Linked DNA regions of Homo sapiens: regions 1 and 3 are each linked to region 2. The links are chromatin loops, found by intact Hi-C in ENCODE. Cell type or tissue: PC-3. All regions are shown on one strand.

What was found. Peaks named below come from ENCODE experiments on the same cell type or tissue, not always from the same donor. Only the 100,000 strongest peaks of a DNase experiment are listed, where the experiment ranks them.
Region 1: it touches region 2 in a loop (2.6-fold over the local background); 5 of 110 quality-filtered maps call a loop at or near these places.
Region 3: a loop joins it to region 2, with 4 times the contacts of the local background. A loop is called at or near these places in 3 of 110 quality-filtered maps.

The regions. Positions count from the first base shown.
Region 1 is chr5:74,124,236-74,132,235 of GRCh38, forward strand. No RefSeq gene overlaps it. Among named protein-coding and RNA genes, the nearest start is that of LINC02122, 25 kb to the left of the region's middle. In PC-3, CTCF peaks have their summits at 3,873 (motif pointing left) and 4,074; no DNase peak of the experiment used is centred here; H3K4me3 peaks cover 443 bases.
Region 2 is chr5:74,060,041-74,068,040 of GRCh38, forward strand. All of the region lies in intron 2 of LINC02122 (long intergenic non-protein coding RNA 2122), which reads right to left. Among named protein-coding and RNA genes, the nearest start is that of LINC02122, 39 kb to the right of the region's middle. RefSeq lists a silencer at 3,991-4,191. In PC-3, no CTCF peak of the experiment used is centred here; DNase peaks (open chromatin) are centred at 3,991 and 7,931; H3K4me3 peaks cover 314 bases; H3K27ac peaks cover 2,040 bases.
Region 3 is chr5:74,324,136-74,332,135 of GRCh38, forward strand. LINC01333 (long intergenic non-protein coding RNA 1333) reads left to right here. Exons shown (of 5, transcript NR_197443.1): 2 at 296-383; 3 at 1,677-1,802. LINC01331 (long intergenic non-protein coding RNA 1331) reads right to left here. Exons shown (of 4, transcript NR_197436.1): 4 at 3,309-4,150. Among named protein-coding and RNA genes, the nearest start is that of LINC01333, 6.5 kb to the left of the region's middle. In PC-3, no CTCF peak of the experiment used is centred here; DNase peaks (open chromatin) are centred at 3,006 and 4,236; H3K27ac peaks cover 2,010 bases.

The sequences.
Region 1 (8,000 bases), 64 kb after region 2:
CTCTCCGTTCTCCTCCCAGGCAAATGTACAGCTGGCTTTGGTTGCATCTAACTGTAGTATGATCACTCAACTTTTCTCCGAAAATGTCAGGGGCTCAGTGCTACCCTCCTCAGCATAGATAGGTGCACCCTGACAATGTCTGTGGTTGTCTCTGAGTTGCTCATGGTAATATGCCACTGTCTCTCATGAGTCTATCATATAAGGGAGAAGCCCAAGGAAGCCAGTGATTCGCAAGTCTGTATCCATTGTCCCAAAATGCTACTTTCCCTGGGCTTTGGCTTTGGGTTTCTGGGGAGAAGTCCTGGGATCATTCTTTAGATTTTAGATTTTAGAACCTGGGTCCTTTTCCCTCATAGCTCATTGCAAAAGGAAGGTACATTCTAATTTCCCTGACCTCCTGACAGCCATCTTTTCTGTGAGACCATATACTTGGCTCTTCAGGCCAGAAAGATCCGTTTCTGATGGGGAAAGAGAATGGGGATAATAGTACTAAGAGCTACTATTTGTTTGAGCATCGTGTAGATTGAGCACTTTATGGGTCAAGCACTCCTAATAATGTTATCGCCATCTTAGAGATATTGGGCCTGGAGAAATGACCTTGGGGCCACAAAGCTTGTAAGTAGGAAAACTGGAATTTAAATTAGGCTGAGTCTAGCTCCAAAGCCAAGGAGGAAGCTACCAATGACAGGGGCTGATGCTTACAGGGCAGCAAGCCTCTGTAGCCCAGGAAACCACAGGGACTCTTGTTGTATAAACTATCAGTGCTCTTACAGAGATTGCCGCAGTGCCCTCTCCTGCGTCTGTCCACTTACTCAGGCAGTTGTCTCTGAAAGCGCTCACCAAGCTCCTGTTTGAGGTGATCTGAGGGTGGTGAGCCCTGCCCAGTGCTGGAGAATGAAAGAGGCCTGCAAATAAAGCTTCTGCTCTTCGGTAGGAAGTGCTCCTTCATCATCCAAAGTGGTCCCCACCACAAGCTGCAGGGAAACCCTGCAGAGCTGGAGCCAAATGTTCTACAGAAGTACCAGATTTGTGGCACCCACTCTGGTCCAACCTCCACTTCCCAATGTTAGATTATTGCATATATTGTATATATTCCATATACATGTGTATATATAATAAAGTGTGTATATTCTAAGTATGGAGCTTGAGGACTTTTTTTCCCCACAAATTGAACACACTTGTACTAACCAGCATCCAGCCTGAGAAACAAAACATTAACACTACTCAGAAGCCCCTCTGTGCTCCCCATCCACAAAAATGATCACTATCTTGACTTCCATCACCATAATTAGCTTTGGTTGTTCTTATGCTTTCTAAGTACACTGTAATAAAGTAAGCTAATACCTATGTGTGCTTCTGATTTCTGTACACACTATCGTATTTGTGGAAGGCATCCAAGGTATTGCACCGAGCTGTATATCATTCATTCTCCTTGCTATCAGTCTCCTTGCTGTTTGTGTGAAAATAGAAATTTTTATTTATCCATTCTTCAGCTGATGCACACAAGGGTTTCCATTTTGTGGTACTATGAGTAGTCATATACCTTCATTTTAAAAATGTTTTTGATGAAGTGTCACCCTAGGTGCTGAGTAATTAGGACTTGAGAATGATTGCCTCTGTCCTGGATTAAGTTGGACTTAGCTAGGGGACATTCCTGGATGCTTCGAGTTAGCAGGTAAAGTCAGTGAGTCCTAGGAAGCCTATGATGCCAACTTTATTTCACATAACTACTGTCCGCATTGAGAAGCCTAGGTGGGAAGGAATATGGGTCAGCTCATGCCATGAGATGCTACTAAAAACTCATGGGAGCACTGTGTCTTCTGGGGGCCAAGAATCGTGTTGGTCTCTGCCCCACAGGGAAGTCTACATTACAACCAGAAGTCTTCGAGACAATTAGGAACAGTATAATTAATGGCCTAGATCACTCAAATTTCATGACACAGTCGGAAGACGGGAATCTTGGGGTCTGTAGATTACATTTTGAGGTAAAACTCTATAACCACAAATTCAATGTTGTTCTCTACAGTAAACATTTCAGGGAAGTCTTGGCTGAAGGCAACCTTGAATGGCCAGCATTTTAAACTATATGTTTTAAGTCATGGCATGGTTTGTAAGTAAGAACCATGTACAAATGATGTTCTAAAGGTCATTAGTCTGGAAAATATCCAGTTGCATACCTGGTCATGTTCAGAAAACCAAAGGAAACCGACTGAACTGGAGAACCTGATAGTAACAGAGTATCAGGAAGAGCACTATAAACACCCAGGCCCCAGGAAGCCTAATCATATCTGAATCATACAGGTAACTATGTGAAACAGAACTACAGATTCAAAACTATTGCAATCTAATAAGTTTCCTCTTTCATTGCTCTTTACCTCTTTCCAAAAATTGGTAATAAAAAATTTCTGACCTAATGGCATTAAAGATTTGCTGATTCTTAAGTAACACATGATCATTTTAGAAAAATTGGATTATCAGAAGTTCATGGAGGAAAATAAACACCCAGAATCCCATCATTCACACTTAGCCCGTGTTAACATTTTGTATGTTTTTTCTACCTATATTTATCTTTGTTTCACTTAGCCTAACTGGGTTCATACTGTATGCCAGCAGTTCAAATCCTCTTAAGTTTTATGTCGTGAAGATTTTCACATGTTTAAATAGACTTCGAAAGCATTACTTTACTTTTATCTATTAGTGTATCAGATGCATGTGTCCAATTTGTTTAACTTCCTCCTACCCCATTTTATAGATATTATCTACCTTGCTGCATTGCTGGGCTCTACCTTATCAGTTAGATTCTCCCCCAAGTTATAATTTAAACATATGCAAATTATCCTCATTAGTAAATACAGAGTACAGCTATATGCTTCTTTCCTGTTTTTCTCCTGTGGGAGGCAAATTGTGATTTATGGCCTTTTCTTTAGCAAACATGTCTGTTCACAATTGTGTTAATGTTCTCAGTCGAGAAGCCTAGGAATTTACTACCCAGAATCATGTCTGCCAGGAGGGAGCTCAGGGGACTGGAATCCTTAGGGGCTGGAGGCACTGCCTCAGTTCTCCTCTCCACACTCAAGCCTGTGCATCTCTCACAGAAGACCAAACACAGCCACATTCTGTGTGCAATTGACAGTGTGGCATAGCCTTAAGTGCACTGAATGATCCTGCAATATTAACCATCTGAGCCTCTTTCCCCAAGCCAATTGCCCCTCTCACCCAATATCCAGGGAGTCCACTTCCTTCCTACATCCCACAGACCAAACATGTGAAACTGATATCCAGCTTACAGTGAGTTCCAGGGAGGCACAGGCAGGTTATCGGAGCCAGCAGCTACCCTGAGAGAGGAAGGAAACTGACTTCATAGGAAGGTGGAGTGGGGCTCCCTCCAGGATCAGAGAGGGGGGTCCAACTCGGCTCCAGCAGCCTGTGCTATTCACGGGCCAGGACACAATTGCCTAGAGGATACAGCCTAGTCCTGGTGAAGTCTGAATGACCTCCATTAATCCATCTAGGGCTTTATAGTTGTTCAGTTCCCTCAGAGACACTGTCACATTCAGGGAGGGCAAGACTCAGAAGTCACTCATTGTATACACTCACGCACACATGCCCCAGCCTGGCAAAGATGTGGTCCTTGACCTTCAGACAGGCAGAATGCAGTAAGAGCTCGACTACTCCTCCCAGCAGAAGTGAATAGTCTCCAGGTGTCTGTGTCCTTTCCTCAGTGCACAAAGCCACATCAGCTCAGCCAGGGCTACTTTTCCCCCCTTGCTTCCCTTCCAGTTGCCTCTTTCAGCTAGGTTAGCATTGGCCTCTTCTTACCCTCCCTGCAGGATTGCTCCTGTTTGTGCAGGAACATTCCTGCCACCTGGAGTCATCTCTCTGTATCTTTCCTCTTTGTTTCATTTCTGTTCACGGCAGAACGCCACAATTTTCTCTTTCTGTTAATAAAAATTAAGCAATCAATTTCCTTCCCCTCCATTACACCTAATTCCCTCTGTAACTCAATTATTATTGCAACTCTGGCAAGTGCTTCCCGAGGCAGATGGCAGGAAAGACACGTTGCCAAAATAAAGGGCATTGTGTGCAGAGGAATATTGTTTACATGGAGGTGATGACACTTCCCTTCCAAGGATAGGTTATTTTTCTAAAATCAAATTCATATAACTATTAATGTAATAAGTTTATTCAAATGTTGCCAAGGTTAATATAAGCACATGTAACAAAGTATAGGAACCACTAAAAATGCTTCCTATATATTCCTTTTTCAGGGGTTATGGCAAGTTAGGATAAATCTATTACACGAGTTTTTATTCACAATAAATGCAATAAATGCACTGCCTTTTGAGTTCTAAAATACCTGATTTATAAAGGTGTTCCAGGTTCTTGTATTGTCATAGTGCAGAGCAATGGAGGAAGATTGAGAGTATGGTCCTTTGCATTTAAACTGGGACCCAGTGTCATGACGAACTCCAGTTGATGGATTGATTGCCAATGACTGCCTAAGCTGGGGTGGGAGACAGATGAGAGAAGAGGACCAGAGTCCTAATATTCCTGACTCCTGGGGACAGCCAGAAAGAGGGTAAGGGGTATCATCCCCAGGTAGTCTTCCTGCCCAAAGGTGAGGCTCTGCAGAGCTTCACTGGGCTATTTCTGTACTGTATTGGATAGGACTATAAAATGGAGAGGCTGTTTTCCATAGGACGGCTATAAAACCAGTCTTATTTCATGATTTCATTACCTTTATAACACTTTCTGCTTTGTTTACAGAACTACCTTCATTTCTCCTTATTCTTGCCATCCTGTGTCACAGATTCTAGCAATTTGGTTCTCCCAGAAAACAGGGTGGTTGTTGAACTATGGATCTCAGAACCAAGACTTGCCATTGTAGGGGTTTGATACCACAAGTCTCTGCATTTGAGAAAACCTGGACATCTGCATCCATTAATTTCCAGAGTAGATGTGAGCTTATCAGGACACATGAAACTGGAGTGTCTGGCCAGGATTTTCCTTCTCTTTCTGAAATAAGTTGGATAAGAATTACATAAGTGATTAATAGAAATGTGAAAAGAGTGTTTCCTTTGTACAATACTTTTACAACATTTCGATACAGCAGGAAAATGTTGTTGATAACCCAGAAGATATAAGCATAAAGAAAATAAAATTATCTATAATCCCACTCCATGCAGATAATGGCCTTTACTATTTTATTGAATCTCAACTGGTTTTTAAATGTATATATACTCTTTAAAAATGGAATTAGCCATGTGTTTTCTATAGAAATCTGCTTTTTTTCCCTTCAGTACTGTTAATATTATTTCCATTTTATCAAATATACTTCTGCCATCATTTTAATGACTACAAAGTACTCTGTTACATGGATATGCCATAATTTTAAATAGTTCCCCTAATGGTTTACATTTAGAGCTTTTCTGAAGGCTAATTATCCACATAGTGATTAACTTTCTTATTGCTAAGACTTTGCATATATCAATTATTACCTTAAGACAAATTACCAGAGGTGAAACTGCTTAGTCAAAGATTCAAAATTTCAAAGGTTTTGATAAATTGCCAAACTGACCTTCTGAAAGGCTGGCTATATGATGCTTTGTAAATTATAATTTTTCAAGGCTACATAATTTGATTTTTATTTTCCATATCTGAAAAGGCACTATATGTACGTGTTTTGCATATATTCTATTCAGCCATGCAGTTAGACATCCTAGGCATTAATGTTCTTAAAAGCGAACATTTTTATCCATTTTTTTTAATTTAACTCAGACTATTTCTTCTCTAGGAGTAGTATCCCTTTTAGTGCAGCATTTTTGAAGCTCAGTCATTTTGAAAAGTATTCCCCATTTATATAACTATTATCATACTTAGCATTACAAATCAGTGGCCCTAGGCTTGCGATGGGATTCAGATGTCTGTTCACTTAGAGTCATTTTCATAATTTATTTGAAGAATTTTGCTCAATATTCATAAAGCCAAATGTTCAAATAGTTTATTTGCCAGGCTATTATGGCCTTGTCATTGTATGAGAGGCCCCTGCATCTGAGGCAGGACCACGGCGGCGCCCCAGCTCCGTGGAGCACAATACAGGTAACGTAGCTTTGGCTCCACTCCCAAAACTACAGCACACAGATGGTGGAGAACAAAAGGCCAGCGTGGTCCACCACGTTTCAGCTGTTCTCCCAGACTCATCCAACCCTCCCGGGTCTGCTCCCTGTCCCCATCTTCACTCCCCTCCGGAGAGCACCTCTGCTGCTCTTGGGCTGACAAAAGGCCATGCTCAAAATATCCCCAAATATTGGTCCAATATGACAAAGCTGAAAGGAGAGCAATTTAATGTCACTCAGTCCCTCTCATTAAATGTTGTCTTCACCCTCCCTCTTCGAATGTCAGAAATAAAGTCCATCTAGGTGCCAACAAATCCTTCTGATAGAGCGGTTGCTATAGCAACTTTATAGCGATGAATTCAACAGCAAACCATTCAGTCAGAAGGTGCTGGCTGGAAAGCGGCCCCGCGTGGTGCAGCACCTTCTTTTGAAACTAGATTGTTCTCTGTGACCTGGCATCTATTTTCTATTTCTGGGTTTCAGACACAATCCTTTGTTAAGTTATTTGATTTACTGTGGAATTAAGACTCCCAGAGGGCAGAAGAAGAGGTGGGGTGGAGAATAGCTGAAAGACTGGAAAAATATGACAAATACAGAAGGAAGATTTTTAAAGAGGGAGCAGGAGGGGGAAAAAAGCTTAAATAGAATCAATTCACTTCGAACCAGGTGCAGAAGACTAATGTGAATTCTGTGTTCTGTGAGAGGGTAAAACAAAATCAGCTCTATCCAATGTTGGGCTAGTTTAAAATAAACCTCATGCTATTATTAATATAATCCCTGCTTTGTAAGCCATGACATTTAACCAGGTAATTAAATAATAATTGAATAAGTCTGCAAAGCATAAAACCAGGCAGAAAGGCACATTCCCCTGAGGCGATTTTTATCAAATATTGACTTACTCTTCAATATTAATGATGGGGATTTAATGTTATATTTTATATTTACATACTGACTTTGTTTGAAAGACCCTTTGTAATTTATAGGTTCTTAAATTACACATGTGACTTGAATTAAAAGCACAAAAGAAAAATCCAAGGGAGGGGAATGTGCAAATTTAAGGTGTGGGGTGGGACGCAAACCTTCACTGCAGTTCTTGCAGCTGTTGGGGTCTGTCACTATCATGGTCTTCATATACTTGTTGTAAGTAACTATTCCTACTCTGCAAAGACACTCACTCCTTGCTGGGCAGAAGTGAAGCTCTTTTTTGAGCCGATTTTTTTTTTTTTTTTTTTTTTTTGGCTACCCTCTCTGGGAGCACTAGATAGAGATGAGTATTGTATCCCAAATCTAGTGGTATTGAAACATGTCTTTGTTGTTTTACTTTCATCATACTCAACCCTAAGAGAAGAATATGGTCAATATTCATGTAGAAACCATACTTGCATTGTTACACAGTTATATTGTAGGTTGAATATAGAAAGATATGCGTTCATAAAAAGCAAAATGCAATCTGAGAATTGGCTTTATGGAATTTAGAAGAATATTGAGTATTTTATTGTTTTTCTTAAACTGTGAGCTACATATCCTTTACACCAGTAAAATTTAAAGTTATATACATATGCACATATTTTTTTCTTGGGAGAGCCGATTGTAAACCATTTACCAGCACACCACTAGATTTGAGAGTGCTCTCTTTGCTGAATGAATCCGATTATGGCTTTCCAATACTGGAAGCATATTCTGCCAGTGTTTTGTGCCATCCACAATGTTAACGACTACAGACATAACTTGCTTTTAAGCTTCACTCACATTAGAATTAAGGACGTGATGAAAAATGTTAAACAATCAACAATAAATTAAGCCCTTATTAATGTCTTATAAAATCTCTAGTCTCATCTTGGCAAGCCACCAATAACACCACTAAACAGAGTTAAGAGGTGAGCA
Region 2 (8,000 bases):
TTCTCTTCATAGGACCTAAAGGTGCACCCAGGGGCTTGAGCTGGGGACAGATTTGTGTGATTGACATGATTCTGGACTCAGGATCACCCAGGTCCCACTAAGGTTTTGTTACCAGATGAGTTAATCGCATCTGGTTCCTTTGTCCCTAAGAGATCTCCCTTAAGATCCAAGAAAACTCTTCAAGACTGGTCCTTCAAACTATCTCAGTAAACAAACACAATATTACATATTTTGACTGTCTACCAGACTGCTGGACATGTCTAGTTATGTCTGAAACTTAGTTGTGAGAACTTTCCAGCCATAAGCCATCTCCTAATAAGCAGAGGTGTGTGTATGTGTGTGTGTGTTCACACGAAAACACAGAGGATATCACTTAGTACTGTGACACCCCTCTCTCAACCTTTTAAATTTTCCCTCTAGTTTCCACCATGTATTACATTTATGAGAAAAATATAATGACCACATACTCCCCAAGAAAATTACAAAGCCCCAGATACAAATAGTTTTCCCTCTCATTACTGTGAAAATAAAGTAAATTATAATTTTCACTTGTTTTTGAGAGGATATTTTAAAACCCATTTCCCATTATCATTAGAATTTGTAGATGATGTGGAACCACCGAATAGTCAATGTGCCTGCAAATGTCAATAGACCTTTCTATAGATCAGCAATTATTAGTTATAAAATAAAATGGAAGTGTATCCCACACTCAATAGCAGTAAAAGACACAAAATGACTAGAAACCCTCAACAAGAAATGTGTGAAACCTAAATGAAATAATACTTTCTTGAGAGAGAAAATAATTGAATATCCCAGGTACTTGATGGCTGAATGGCAATATTGCCTGTCAAAATTATGTCAGTTATTCACAAGTTAACGTGTAGTCATATGACAAGTATGACTAACACCCTAGTGAAGATTTTTGGAAGAAACTGACAAAGTTATTTTAAACTGATCTGCAGGTATAAAAATAGCTAAAAAATGTGGAAAATGAGGACCATTTCTGGCTCCTGTTAAGATGGTGGATTCTCATGGCCTCCTGCCACCCTGCCCAGTAGCAACCCTAGAAAAACTATTGGAAGTAAGAAGAAAGCATGGAACTAAGTGAAAGCAAGACCCCTGTCGGGAGTGAAACCTGTGTGTGTGTGTGTGTGTGTGTGTGTGTGTGTCTTTGTATGTGTGTCTGTGTCTCTGCGTGTGTCTCTGAATGTGCGTGTGTCCTTGTGTGTGTCTGTCTCTATATGTGTGTGTTTCTGTATGTGTCTGTGTGTCTGCATATCTCTATATGTGTGTGGCTGTGTGTCTGTGTGTATGTCTGTATGTGTCTCTGTCTATGTGCTTCTTTGTGTCTCTGAATGTGTGTCTTTGTGTGTCTGTCTATGTGACTGTGTGTCATACAATGTGTCTGAATGTCTGAATGTGTGCCTGTGTGTCTTTGGTGAGTCTGTATGTGTCTGTGTGCATGTGCCTCTGTGTATGTGTGTGCCTGTCTGTGTATGTGTGCCTCTCTGTGTATGTGTGTGCGTCTCTGTGTGTGTGTGTGTGTGTGTGTGTGTAGGTCTGGGGTAGGTGAGATGGTTGCAGGCTGGACACAGAGCAACCAGTGGAAATTGAGAGAGGACAGGTTGGAGAAACAAAATTCTGCTTTCCCATGTGGCCTCTGTATAAACCTTCCCTACCCTAATGCCCTAGAAACAACCTCCACAGCTCAGGGCACTGATGTCCTGGTTATATCAGGGCAGCCACAGCCCTGCTGGGAGGAGCAGTTGATGAAGGACGTTCATGCTTCTCTCCTTTTTTCATATCTCAAAATTTGGTGAATTTCTATATTAAAAAATTTGCCTTCTAACAATGTTACTTCCAAGAGTTTAAAGGAACACAGATAAAGCAGGTCATTGTATACACAGCTTAAAATACATTTATTGGAAAATAAAAATGGTTAAAAGCAACACTTAGCTAAGGATTTAACTCACAAGGTACAGAAAAAGCAATAGAACATTCAAAGAAACAAGAAAAAAAAGATAAATATATAATGTGTAAAATAGTGCATGTATCTGTACCCACACCTGCAAATGACACAGAGGTTAACTAAGTCCAAAGTTATTTCTTTAAAAATATTTGCAATATAGATAGGTTTCTAGAGTGAATAAATCAAGAAAAAATATGCAAGTAAACCAAGTACAGAATGAAAAGGGAGAAATTTCTACAGAAAGCACAAGTTTTTTAAAAAAACAAAATGACTAAATTTGAACTTAGTGAAATGCATAAATTTTTGAAAATATGCCAAAATCAGTATAATAGAAAACTTGCATGAACCAATAAGTATGAAAGAATGAAATATTAAAGTATTAAGAAATGACAGTAAAGCACTTTTCTTTCAGAATCCCCAGTCCAGAGAGCTACACAGTTGATTGCTATTGTATTTTTTAAAACTCAGTTAATTGATGACTTACATAAGTTGTTCCAGCAAGTATTTGCAAAGTACAAAAAATACAAAAAGAACAAAAGTTTTCTAATCTAAACAAAGGTATATATTAATCATAGATTTTTTATTCTGCAATCTTTAATTGAATTTTTATATTGAAATAATTTTAGACACAGAAAGTTTACAAAAACAGAACTGCTTATACTCTTTAGCTAGCTTTCTCAAATGTTAAAAATCTTGCATAATCGTAGTACAATTATAAAAACTAAAACATCCATACAATGCTACTAACTAACCTAAAGATTAAGGGGGACATTATATGTCTTGTTACTGATGTTAACCTTAATCATTTGGAGATGTCTCCCAGATGTCTCCACTGTAAAGCTGCTATCTTTCCCTTTGTAATTAGTAAAGTATTGGGGGAAGATACTTTGAGGTTATGCAAATACTGTTTCTCCTTAAAGTTTTGCCCACTAGTTTTAGCATTCATCGGTTGATCTTGCCTGCAGTAATGATTACTGTGGTATTCTAATGGTGATATTCTATTTCCCTCATTTCTTCTAATATTTATTAGAATTCTAGTTTTTTTAAAAGCCATCTTTTTTCTTCCATGAATTAATTACTTAATATCAGCATGGCCTCATGGACATTTATTTTATTCCATGGGTTATAATCCAATACTGCTGTTAAATATTTTGTTGCTCAAGTTGTTTCAGTTTTGGCCACTGCGGTCTCTTTCAGTTTGGCTCCTGTGCCCTCTGCAACAATGCCCCTATCCTTTCTCCAGAACTTTTATTTTCTGGCATTACAAGATGCTAAAGGCTTTTCTTACATTTTCCCTACTCCAGCTTGTTTTATAAGCCTAATATAATCTTGGTTCCAACAGCAGATAAGAACAACATGGAAAAAGAAACATAGACCTATTTAACTTGTGAATATAGACGCAAAAAAATTCCAAATAAGATAGAAATCCAGCCATGCATAAAAAGTAACATTGTAATCAAGTGTTGTTAATACAAGGAATGCAAGAATGCTTGGCATGAAAAACTCAAATAGTGGTATCATGTAATCCAGCAATCCCACTTCCGGGTACGTATCCAAAAGAAGTGAAATCAGGATCTCAATCTGTTCTCCCATGATCATGGTGGCACTATTCACAATAGCCAAGATACAGAAACAACCCAAGTGTCCACAGACAGATGAATGGATAAAGAAAACATGGTGTATACATATAACGGGAATACTATTCAGTCTTAAAAAAGAAAGTAATCCTGAATTTGTGATGACGTGAATGAATCTGGGGGACATTGCGCTAAGTGAAATGAACCAGTCATTATGCTAAGTGAAATGAACAGAAGGAAAAATGCTGCCTGGTTCCACTCACATGAGTTATCTAAGATAGGCACACTCATAGATGCAAAGGATACAATATGTATGACCAGGAAGTACATAGGAAAGTGTTTAATGTCATTAATCGTAGGGAAATGCAAGTTAAAACCACAATGACATACCATACACCCACTGGAATGTCTACAGTTTTAAAAGACTGACAATGCCAAATGTCAACAAGGCTGTGGAACGCCCCACACATTTATACAATGCTGGTGGCAGCGATGAATCAAGGGTGAGGGGGAGGAAGTGGTCATCCAGAGCAAAGGTTGTTAGGAGGTGGGTGCATTGCCTTCAGAGAATTTAAAAACAATAATAAACCTGATTATAAGTCAGTCTGCTTTTTATTATCAACATATGCTGGCAATTCTAAACAACATTAGTGATAAAATCCTTCTCCCTGAAAAATATCTTTTTGTTGGTCTAAGAGCTAAACAGTTTTTGAGGTTACTCTGGAATTTTAATAATGTATATGTAAGCATCAGATTAGCACATTTTATTATCTGTCCTTTGATAATCACTGTATATTGCACAGAAGTCCAGTTACTCCCAGTTATACAGCCAGTCCCTACACATTCAGATTCAGCTACATGTGTTTAGAGAATGAGCCTCTTATGGTTTGGAATCTTTTCAGCTGCCTTCAGAGCACAATTTTAGTCTGCAGCCCACTACATATGCCTGCATTTAAACAGTAGATTGAAATAAACAATGAAAGCACTGTGAGTGTAAAGTCAAAATAACAGAACTTTAGTTACTTTAATTCTGTCATTCTATGTGACCACTTGCAATTTTCATTTGCTTAAAATTTAAAACAGAAGTAGAGTGCAAACTGCAAGGTTTTATGTTTCTGTTTAGATATGTAAAAAATTTTATTCCTGCATGAATATATTTGAGTGACATTTTAAAAATTGAACTTTGTTCAATTAACTGGTCATTTAAACTTAAGAATGAATCAGTAAAATAATGATCATCACTGATTACTACATGAATGCTACTGAAAATAATTTTGTTATATAGAAGAAAAGAATGCTAAAAATTATCTACTTCAAGTGTTAAATACTCTAGATACACCACTATCCAGTGGGTATATAAAATGATACGATCACGTTTAAAAAGGTTTGAAGATTTCTTTAAACATACATCTACCTACCCTTGGCCCAGTAATTCTATTCCTAGGTTTTTATCCAAGAGAAATGAAAACAGGTCTACAAAAGTTTGTGCAAGAATGAACATAGCTTTACTCACAATAGCAAAAAACTGGAAGCAACCCAAATGTTCAATAACTGGAGAATGGCTAAACAAATTGTAGTAGCCATAAATGAAATGCTTTTCATCAATAAAAGAATAAACCACTGAAATATGCAATGTGACTAAATCTCAGCCATTATTAGGCTAAGTGAAAGAATACAGAAAAGAGAGATAAGTACGGGGATATTCATTATTCATTAAGCTATTCTGTTTTCTTTGTATATTTAAAAAAATTCCCATATTGAAAATTAAAACATGTATATAAAACAACAGTGCATGAATATGTGTTTTACAAGAGCACATATAAAGAAAAGTATAGATATCAAGTACGTTAAAATTGTTGCTTATGGGGGAAGTAGGAGATTTAAGTGTGGGAAGATGGAGGTACTACAGAACAAAATAGTAAAATGAGATTCTCCTTAAACAAAACAACAATAGCGTGTGGTGAACTATGGAGGAAGATGATCCCAGTCCTCTAAACCCAATGTCTCTCCTCCTGCAACCACCCCCCCCAAAAAAATAGTGGGGTATTTATCTTAAAATAGGTTAAATATATATCATAGAGCTATAACTGTTAAAGCAGTATGGCATTGATTCAAAATTAGAGCTATAGATCAATGACTGACAAGAGATAGTTCAAAAACAGGCCCCAGTATACTCCAGAATTTAATATTTGACAAAGGTGCCATCTTCAATCAATTGGGGAGGAAGTGGTCCTGGAATAACTGAATGGCTATTGTGGGGAGGGTGGCCAAATTTAGAGACTCAGCTCATATCAAATACAAAGAAATATATTATACTTTTCAAACATCTGGATTGCCATATTTAAAAGTGATAGAAAAATAAGAAAATATTACAGATTTTCTTGCAAAAAAGGTTAAAATATCTTCATGTCAAAAACAGCATAAAGAGAACTAATTTGAATACAATAAACTGAAAGAAATATTTGGAGCTTTAAACAAATTTAGAGGGGTCACACAATTTGATAGTCAAAACACCAACATTCCAAAAACCAATAGGTAAAGGAAATGGAACAGAAAACTCGCAAAGGAGGAAAAACGATTGGAAAGCTCAGTAGTAATAAAATAAATGGAACTTAAAACAAGTGTTACCATTTTTTAATTTATTAAATTCACTTTTATAAATAAGAATATTAAAAGAGCACAGTAAGGTGGGCATTTCCCTGCCCCACTCTAAGTGAAGATTAGCAGCCCAATTTTATAAGATAATTTTACATATAAGTAAGAAGAAATAAAAGGAAATACATAAATAAAACATCGTACCATGCTCTCTTCTTTTTCTCATTATTCAATTTGTAGCAACTCTAAGGAAACAACCCAAACTGTAGTAAAGTTTCTATGTGTAACAAGTACATTGTAGTTACAACCTAAATATCTGTCAATAAAGAAGTATGGATATAAATTTGTTCACCCTATGATAAGATATTATGTAGCTGTTAAATTTCATGAATACTTTTAAAATTAAAATTTGATAAATACACGTATTTTAAAAATTCAATTGTATTCAAAGTCTCATAGCAAACCTCAGCAACTTCATGCTCCATCCTTCCTCCCTCCCAGTTTATGCCACCCCCAGAGGCAGACATTTACAACTCTCCTGAGTCTCTACTATCAGAAACATTCATATTTCTAAACCAAGAGTGCCTTCTCTTGGTTTGTTAATCTGAGGCTTAATTCTTGTCTTCCTATTATGCTAAACAAAGATTTAGCTCTCTTTAATCTTTTTTCCCATGACATCCCCTTAATTCTCTGAATAATTATGTCACAATTATTCATTTAAGTAAAAGATAATGTTTACATTATTACTGTGTAAATATTGTTTGTTAGTAAACCAAATAAGAAAGGTTTACATTTCCTTATTTGTGGAATGTTTTTCTAATTATTGCATTGACATTATTTTGCTAAATTTTCTATGTGCCTGTTGATATACTTAAAAAATGAAATTCTAGGCCGAGCCTGGTAGCTTATGCCTGTAATGCCAGCATTTTGGGAGGCCCAGGTGGGAGGATCTCTTAAGGTCAGGAGTTGGAGACTAGCCTAGGCAACATAGTGAGACCACATCTTTACATAAAATTGTTAAAAATTAGCCAGGCATGGTGGTGTAGTCTAGCTACACCACCAGACTAAGGCCTGTAGTCTTAGCTGCTTGGAGCACTGGGGCTAGAGGAGTGCTGGAGCCCAGGAGTTCAAGGCTGCAGTGTGTAATGATTGTGCCACTGCACTTCACCTTGGATGATAGAGCAAGATCTCATCTCTTAAACAACAACAACAACAAAAAACAGATCTTAATTATCTTCCAAACAGCCCAAATATTAGATACCAGTTCATTTTTCCCTGGGAGACCCCTTCCCTGTCACCCTGTCCTTCACCTGCCTGCTCTGTGCCCAGGGCCCTCTCAGCCTGAGGGGCAGCTGTCCACCTGGCACTTCCCTTTGCCAGGGCCTCGTGTTAGGTCCCTTAGAGATCCCATTTTCTTTTTTCTCGATTAGTCCTTCACATTGGTAAAGAACAACCTCTAGCAGTTCCTAAGAAAGGGTGCATGGAAGGTAAGTATTTGGAAGCAATGTGTGTCTAAAAATGTTTATTCCATTCTCATGGTTATAGAATATGTAGAAAATAATTTCTTCTCAGAATTTTGAAATCCTTCCTCAATATAGTCTACCTCCCGATATTGATGTTGTGAAATTTGGTGTAAATATCATTCCTGATCTGTTCTGATCTGTTCCCCTTCTCCATGGGTGCTTTTTTCTTTTCGTTCCCAGTGTTCTCAAGTTTCATAACAATATTTTTGGCCTGGGTGTGTTTGCCTTCATTGTGCTGGAAATTTTATGAGCCTCTTAAATCTGGTGACTCATTTTTTTCATTACTTCTTTAAAAATTTCCCCCCGTTTTCCTGTTTTTCCTGGAAGTTTACTTAG
Region 3 (8,000 bases), 260 kb after region 2:
TTAGCGGTGTCAGTCCTGGTTTCACCAGCATCAAAATGTAGTGTCCGGGGTTCCTAGTCAGAACAGCATAGATCCGACTGTGGCAATGGTAACAGCAGCAGCATCTTTAGAAACTCAGCAGACAGTGTGGGCTTGCAGGTTTCAACCCAGGTTGAAAAACCCCAGCTTCCTGATCTCTGGGGCACATTTCCCTCTCTGTGTGCTTCCCCAGCCCATCTAACACCTTGGTAACATTCTTTCTCCATTAATTCCTTCTGTTTGAAACATCCAGAGTAGTTTCTGTTTTTCTGTCTAGATAATGATTGATACACCTCCCATGCCCCACCTCTCACCCAGGACAGGATCGAAGTGTTGGGGGAGCCACAACCTGCTTCACCTAGAAAGTAAGAAAGAAAAAGAGAACTGAACAGTACCACACCTTACAAAGTTCAACCCCATTTTGAAAATTAAGGGTGGCTTATCAAATTTCCTAAGTCAGCCAACCCCTGGTGACATGTATTCATGGTGGTGCTGTGATGTGCCACTGAGATCCCCCATGAGGATTGAAGGATTTATCCCGCAGAAGCTGGAATTGCTCCCAAAATACAATCCCCAACTGTCAATCCTCTTCGGGATTTGTCTAGGCTTATGAAAACTAGGCAGAGGCAGCCCCCACCCAGTGACTGATCAGCAGGGAGTTATAAAGGCCCAAGCTCATATTCCAACAACGAAGCGCCATACCAGCTCCAGAGCTTCCCATGAAGTCAGCTGAGACCTTTGCTGGGACTACATCACAGCTCAAATTATCCCTTGTCCCAATCTGCCCCCTTCCCTTTTCTTCCATGGGAGTTTATCCCAAGAGCACTCCCTAATAAGCCCTACATACTCATCTCTGCCTCAGAACCTGCTGCCAAAGAGACATATATATGTGCTGGAGCTGCCGCAACAAAGTGCCACTGATGAGGTGGCCTAAACAACACCGACTTATTGGCTTACAGTTCTGCAGGCTGGAAATCCATGATCAAGGCGTCCGCAGCATTGGTTCCTTCTGAGGGCCGTGAAGGAAGGACTTGCTCCAGGCCTCTCCCCTTGGCTTGTAGAGAACTGTCTTTATGTTCACATGGCAGTCTCCATGTGTATAGATCTGTCTCCAAATTTCCCCCCCAACTTTTTTTTTTTTTTTTTTTTTTTTTTTGAGACAGAGTCTTGCTCTGTCACACAGGCTGGAGTGCAGTGGTACAATCTCAGCTCACTGCAACCTCCACCTTTTGGGTTCAAGCTGTTCTCCTGCCTCAGTCTCCCGAGTAGCTGGGACTACAGGCATGCGCCACCACACCCAGCTAATTTTTGTATTTTTAGTAGAGATGGCGTTTCACCATGTTGGCCAGGATGGTCTCGATCTCTTGACCTCGTGATCTGCCCCCTCGCCCTTCCAAAGTGCTGGGATTACAGGCATGAACCACCGTGCCCAGCCCAAATTTCCCCTTTTGGTAAGGACATCAGTCATATTGGATTAGGGCCCACCCTAATGACCTCATTTTAACTTGATTGCTTCTGTAATACCTTATCTCCAAACAAGGGCCCGTTGAGGTCCTGGGGGTTAGGACTTCACCACATGAATTTGAGAGGGTTGGGGGGAACAATTCAGCCCATAACAGAACCCAACCTGCAAACATATCAATTGTCTTTTCAACTAGGAGGACATTGACATGGATCTGCCAGCTTTCTAAGACTTTCCCCAGATTCAAGTCCAGTCACATCAAGTTGCCTTATTAAAGGGTCTGCCCACTCAAAAGGAGAAAGTGCAAAAGATGCTCAGCAAGGTTAGTTATGGGTTCCCCAGCACAGGCTGGCAATATTTTAATCAGGAATGACAGAGTCTGGTTCCCAGGCTAGAGGGAAACCTGAAATGGGGCATCTATTGGGAAATACGCATTTACAAGGAAACTATTTATTACACATAGCTGGGTGATGAGAAATGTGGCTGATCATTCACCTCTGGAAGGGTGTCTGGGAGTCTAACATAATTAGGCTCTTATGTCGTTTGTTCCCAAAATTAATAACAGTATGACAATGAATAAAGGTGGGAGGAGGAAGGTACAGGCAAATAGATGATAGATTTTTTTTTTAACTAGAAAAGGAGAACTTTTCTTTCTTTCTTTTTCTTTCTTTTTCTTTCTTTCTTTCTTTTTTTAAATTTTGAGACAGAATCTCACTCTTTCACCCAGGCTGGAGTGCAGTGGCATGATCTTGGCTCACTGCAACCTTCACCTCCCAGGTTCAAGAGATTCTCCTGCCTCAGCTTCCCAAGTAGCTGGGATAACAGGCGCGTGCCACCACACTCAGCTAATTTTTGTATTTTTAGTAGAGACGGGGTTTCACCGTGTTGGCCAGGCTGGTCTCAAGCTCCTGGCCTCAAGTAATCCACTGGCCTTGGCCTCCAAAGTGCTGGGATTACAGGTGTAAAACCATCATGCCCAGCCCTATTTTTTCAATTTACTGATAGAGTTATCATGGTATTCCTATGTTTTTCTCCGCGTACACATTGCCTTGCTTTCAAGCTGAAAATGTGAAGATGCTTTGCCGTAGAAAGCATTGTCACAGTAAAACGCCTTAAGAGTCAGCATTTTGTTAGTGGGGGCAGGGTAGCAGGAAATGTGGGCTATAGAGAAATTTATGCATGAATGCTTAAAAGCAACCTAAAGCCAGCCTGCACTTTGGAACTCAAGTTGGTGTTACAGTCTGTATCTGGAGCCATCAAAACCATGTTGGGATGGGGCATTTGAAGGAGTACAAACAGGCAGGGTTACAATCTGGCCCTGAGCCCTAAATCCCAAGAACACTGGCCTCAAAAACATCAGAAAGCAATGGAGGTCTGAGAATCAAGTGCAAATGTTCTCATGTGCCAGGAAAACCTAAGACAGCTATTTTCACAGTATATTGGGGCTTGGCCAGGTTCCAGAAACCATCAGCAAAGTAGCCTGCCTTGATACTTCAAAGGAAGAAGTCGCACTGATAAATCCTGCCCACACTTTCCACCGCACACACTTCATCTTGAGGTATATAATACCACAACAATGAGTCACTGGGCTGGAGCCTGAGGCCTGTCCACAGGACAGAAAGAAAGAAAAAAGTCTCTCACATCTGTTGTCTAGGGCAATTCCCCTCACTCTTCAAAACTGCATAAAAACAGAATAATAAAAACTGTCACAGGACAAATGAGTTATGGCCTGGTTTACCTGTACAGTGTCCCTCAGTAGAACTATAACGAAGTTGGCCCACCATTTTTCTTTACCACATTTTATCACATTTTGATAAAACTCATCAGACAGGGAGGAACCAATCTACTTTATTCCTTAGATTCAGCTCAGATATCTTAGGAGGACTTTAAACCATGAGACAAGCTGAGAGCTTTTCTTTAACATACTTACACACTCATACCTTGGAAAGCCTCTGTCTTCTGAATTGTATTTGGTGTAAATGAAAATTCAGCAAATATTCACAAGAATACCCAAGGTAAAGAATATCAAGCCTAGGTGTCATGGACGAGAAGAAAGCAACAAGGGGATGCCAAGGTCAAGAGTAGGGCCTTTGCTTCTTAGTGGGGGTTGGGCAGGAAGAAATCATAAAAATTCCTTTTCTATAAATCCTGCACTGTCTGGACTGCTCATGGGCTGACTGGCAATTTGGTCAGGCAATAGACTTTTCCCATCTGGTCATTTAGCGAGGGTCTATGGAAAGATAGTGGAAATCGTCTACATCTTTTGCTGAGTAAGACAAGAAAGTCAACGAATGCAGCGACTACATAGTATACTGGAGGCTAAAGTCTTAAGAGACACATTGGTTTAGATGTGTGCACGTGGCCATGTTTGCTTTGGGGCAGTTTTTTGGACACACAGACACGTCTCCACCCACTCGTTTACCCCTACCCCATTCCCACCCTTACCCGCACCCCCACCTCACTTTGTTCTTAAGACTATAGTTATGCATAACTGCTAAGAGTAAACACTTTCCAGATGACCTACACAAAAATCCTTTTCCAAAGACTCTTCTTGGTTTCAGGTGAGTTCTCATTTTCCTTCACTCAAGTTTTGTTTGTCTCCCCCAGGGTAGCAAACGCAGTCAGATGATACTTCCTGACAGCATCCAAGAGCAAGTCTCACCACCACATCTGTCAATAAAAAAGAAAACAAGGAGCTGCCAATTTGTCTATTTATAGGTGCCAATAAAATCCTGCACAGAACTTTAGTCAACAAGACTATTTCAGAAGGGGTGGCCAACAGTGTGGCCTTTCACTGGCAAGGGCCACCTTTGTCATCACTTAAGAAAGAAAACCTGCCAAGTTTTCTGTGAGGCCCTCAATAAATCTTACTGAGTATTTCCATACACATCAGCCACCTTAACTTGAGGAAAGCCAACTTGGTGAGCATTATGTTGATTTACCAAGATAAGGAGCCTAGAGTCTATGGCAAGAAGTTCTTGAGGCCCCTCAGGGAGTGTCAAACAGTCCAACCCATAGGCAGGGGAGGAGGAAAATTACACCTCTCCTTCAACACCTCCAGAGCCCAGGATCCTGCCACCTGTCAGAGCAGAGGGGCAGTGGGTGTTGGCATGGCCCACAAGATGCCTCCAAGGAGAGAGGCACTGAGACAGGGGTTGCACTGGGGTTTCTAAATCCTGGGAGCTGAGAGTCAGATCCAGGATACACACTGGGGTTCCCATTGCCTAGCCCTAAAACATGGCAGTTGTGGTTAGCTCTGGTGAAGCAAAAAGACCACCAAATTGAATTCAGATAATTAGTTCTAATTATGCTAACTCTACCACTTTCTGCTTTTTAGAACTTGAGCAAATTACTTGATTTTTTCTGAGCTTTATGCAGTTCTTATGAAGACTAAATAAAAAGGTATTCAATATTAATAGGTAGTTTATTAAGCATTTCCTGTAAGCCAATGACAGTGCTAAGAACACAAATATCCCAGTGTTCAGATAGGAATTGTAAAGGGTGGAGACAGTAACTTGCCCAGAGCCACACAGTTAAACATGGCAGATATCTTATACATATTTTGGCTATTTTGTTTATCATTTTAGAACCACGAGAACACCTCAGCTACCACTATAACATGAATTTTTTTAATCCAGTGCCAATTTTATTTTTTGGTTGTTTGTTGGCAGAACACAAAACTCATAAAAAGCTTCACCCAGGATAGCCATTGTTGTGTGATAAAGTTGGGAGATTGATTAAAACGGCAGTGACATTGTGGTATTATTTTTGTTTTGTGTTGTTAGTGGCCAGATCCTTCACAAACACCTGGAAACTAGTGTGGCTTCTGGTTCTAGCCATTCGGTAACAGCTCTGAGGCTGAATAAATTGGACGTGAGAATGTGACAGTGAAAGACGGCTTGGGAACACCCAGGGTCTGAATAAAGCTTAGAAAATACACCACACCTTTATAGAAAAAGTAGATTTCTGTTTTATAAGGGAAAGATTGGCAGGAGTTCCAGGCCAGCTGCCCCCAAGAAAGAGGTAACTATTTAAGCCAATAAGGTTTCCATCTACACAAGTGCTCAAGTGGAAACCAGCCAACCAGAGTTAGCAGTTCTGTGGCAGAGAATCTCTGAAATCACCGCTGTGTTCTGAAATCACAGAACAGAGGCCTCCCAAGCTTGCCGAGCCACTCAGCCTCACAGAGCCTCATTTCCACTTCTCTAAGATGTAGGGACTAGATCATGCAAAATGGTCTAACCAAAGAGTAGATTTCTTTGAGGTTTCTTTCTGTTCCAAAATTCTGAGATTCTTAATTATGTCGAGGAAGCCACTTCGAAGCTGCTTTAGATAAAATAACCAGAATCCAAAATAAAGTTCGGCTTCAGCTGAGCATAATATTCCTGACACTTTACACCAAGCTTGTCCAACCCGTGGCCGGTGGGCCGCATGCAGCCCAGGACAGCTTTGAATTTGGCCCATACACTTCCTTAAAACATTATGAGATTTTTTTTTTTTTTTTTTTTTTTTTAGCTCATCAACTATCGTTAGTGTTAGTGCATTTTATGTGTGGCCCAAGACAATTGTTCTTCCAGTGTGGCCCAGGGTAGCCAAAAGATTGGACACACCTGCTCTACAGTGTGTATTTTCTTTCACAGTGTCTTAAAAGGAACACATTTCAAAATCCCTACATTTTTCTTCTTTTTCTTCTCCCTCTTCTCCTCCTTCATCTTGTTTGCCATCATTATCATCATGATTGTACTTAGGGTATTTGTTTAATGTGTTTGTTTTTACAGAAAGTGCCTTTTGCAAGCCACTGCTCCTACTGACCTAGTAGTGGAAGGTAAACTGAGTGTCACAGAACTCCAAGCATCCTCACATGTGCACTGAACAAGAAAACTGTGGAGTGCCTGCCCACTCCAAGCCACCTGCCCCACGCCACCCCAAGGGGTGCCCACCAACAGCCCCAAGGGAAGGGGTTCTTCGAGCATAAATTGCTAGGTTCAGATCAGGTTCAGATCCTCATTCGCAGGTGATTGGTCTGAACCCTGTATCAGTCAGGGTTCTCTAGAAGGACAGAATTAAAGGAATATATATATGTTTATTAAGTATTAACCCATATGATCACAAGGTCCCACAACAGGCCATCTGCAGGCTGAGGAGCAAGGAGAGCCAGTCCGAGTTCCAAAACTGAAGAACTTGGAGTTTGATGTTTGAGGGCAGAAAGCATCCAGCATGGGAGAAAGATGTAGGCTGGGAGGCTAGGCCAGTTTCTCTTTTCACATTTTCCTGCCTGCTTATATTCTAGCTGTGCTGGCAGCTGATAAGATACCAGATTAAGGGTGGGTCTGCCTTTCCCAGCCCACTGACTCCAGTTTTAATCTCCTTTGGCAACACTCTCACAGACACACCCAGGATCAATACTTTGTATCCTTCAATCCAATCAAGTTGACACTCAGTATTAACCATCACAATCTAGGTGTAGAAGTCTCACCTCAGAGCAGCTCCTCTCTGAGTCGCCCTGACACAAAAGCTGAGCCTAACAAAGACAAGGGGGATCAATGGAAGCACTCAGAGTCCCTCTCTAGAAGCGTCTAAATGAGAATCATAGAGCTATTCATGAGTGGAAAGGTAGGAAAGAAACCGAAGCCCAGAGGCCTTCAGCAGAAACCTAGAGTAGCAGAAGCCACAGGCAAGAGGAAGCCTGGGCAGGCAAAAGCTAGGGGAAAGCCTGCAGTCCTAGACAGCTAAAACTGAATGACATGCAGAAGAGCAATGAGATACTCGGTTGTGCAGTGGCACAAATAGTAGAAAATTAGAAAACTCCTGCTGCTCTAGGACCACAAGGCAATCCAGCTCCCAGAGTTGCTTCTGATTCTGTGTAACCTCCTAGTTCCTGATGGACATACCATTCTCCATGAGTTTTGGCTCTTTGCAATTCCCCCATGAGGTCTGGTACAGATTTCTGCCTACATATATCCACCAATGAATCTCAATTTCTTCATTGTAACCTGAGTCAGTCTCTCATGCTGATCATCAAAAGGCCTATTAAGTATAAAATGCTGTATGGACTTACTGTCTGAACGATGACTCCTAACCTGCTCACAACTCCACTAACATGGATGCTTCTGTTCTGGGAAATTCCAGGGTTTGTCTTCTGTTTCCATTGAATTGACCACTTGCCTGTTTTTCAAATGCTCTAAACCTTCTATTTACATAATGCCTTTGTACCCTCTCATGTACTTCTCATACTGTCTCTAGCCTCTCATAACTAAAAGTACTGATACTATTACTTCAATTACCATTTTACATTTGTACTTTTCCTGACAGATTTTTCCGTAGTACTTTTCCAGGCAATTTCACCTGCATTATCTCTTCTGAATCTTGTAATAGACTTATGATGTAACAATAGTAATTATAATACCTAATATTTACGTGGTGTTATATAATTTGAAGACCATTTCACACACAGAATCTCATTTGGCCAGATCCATTTAATGAAGCTGTGGGGTGTTTTTCTCATTTTACGGATGAGAAA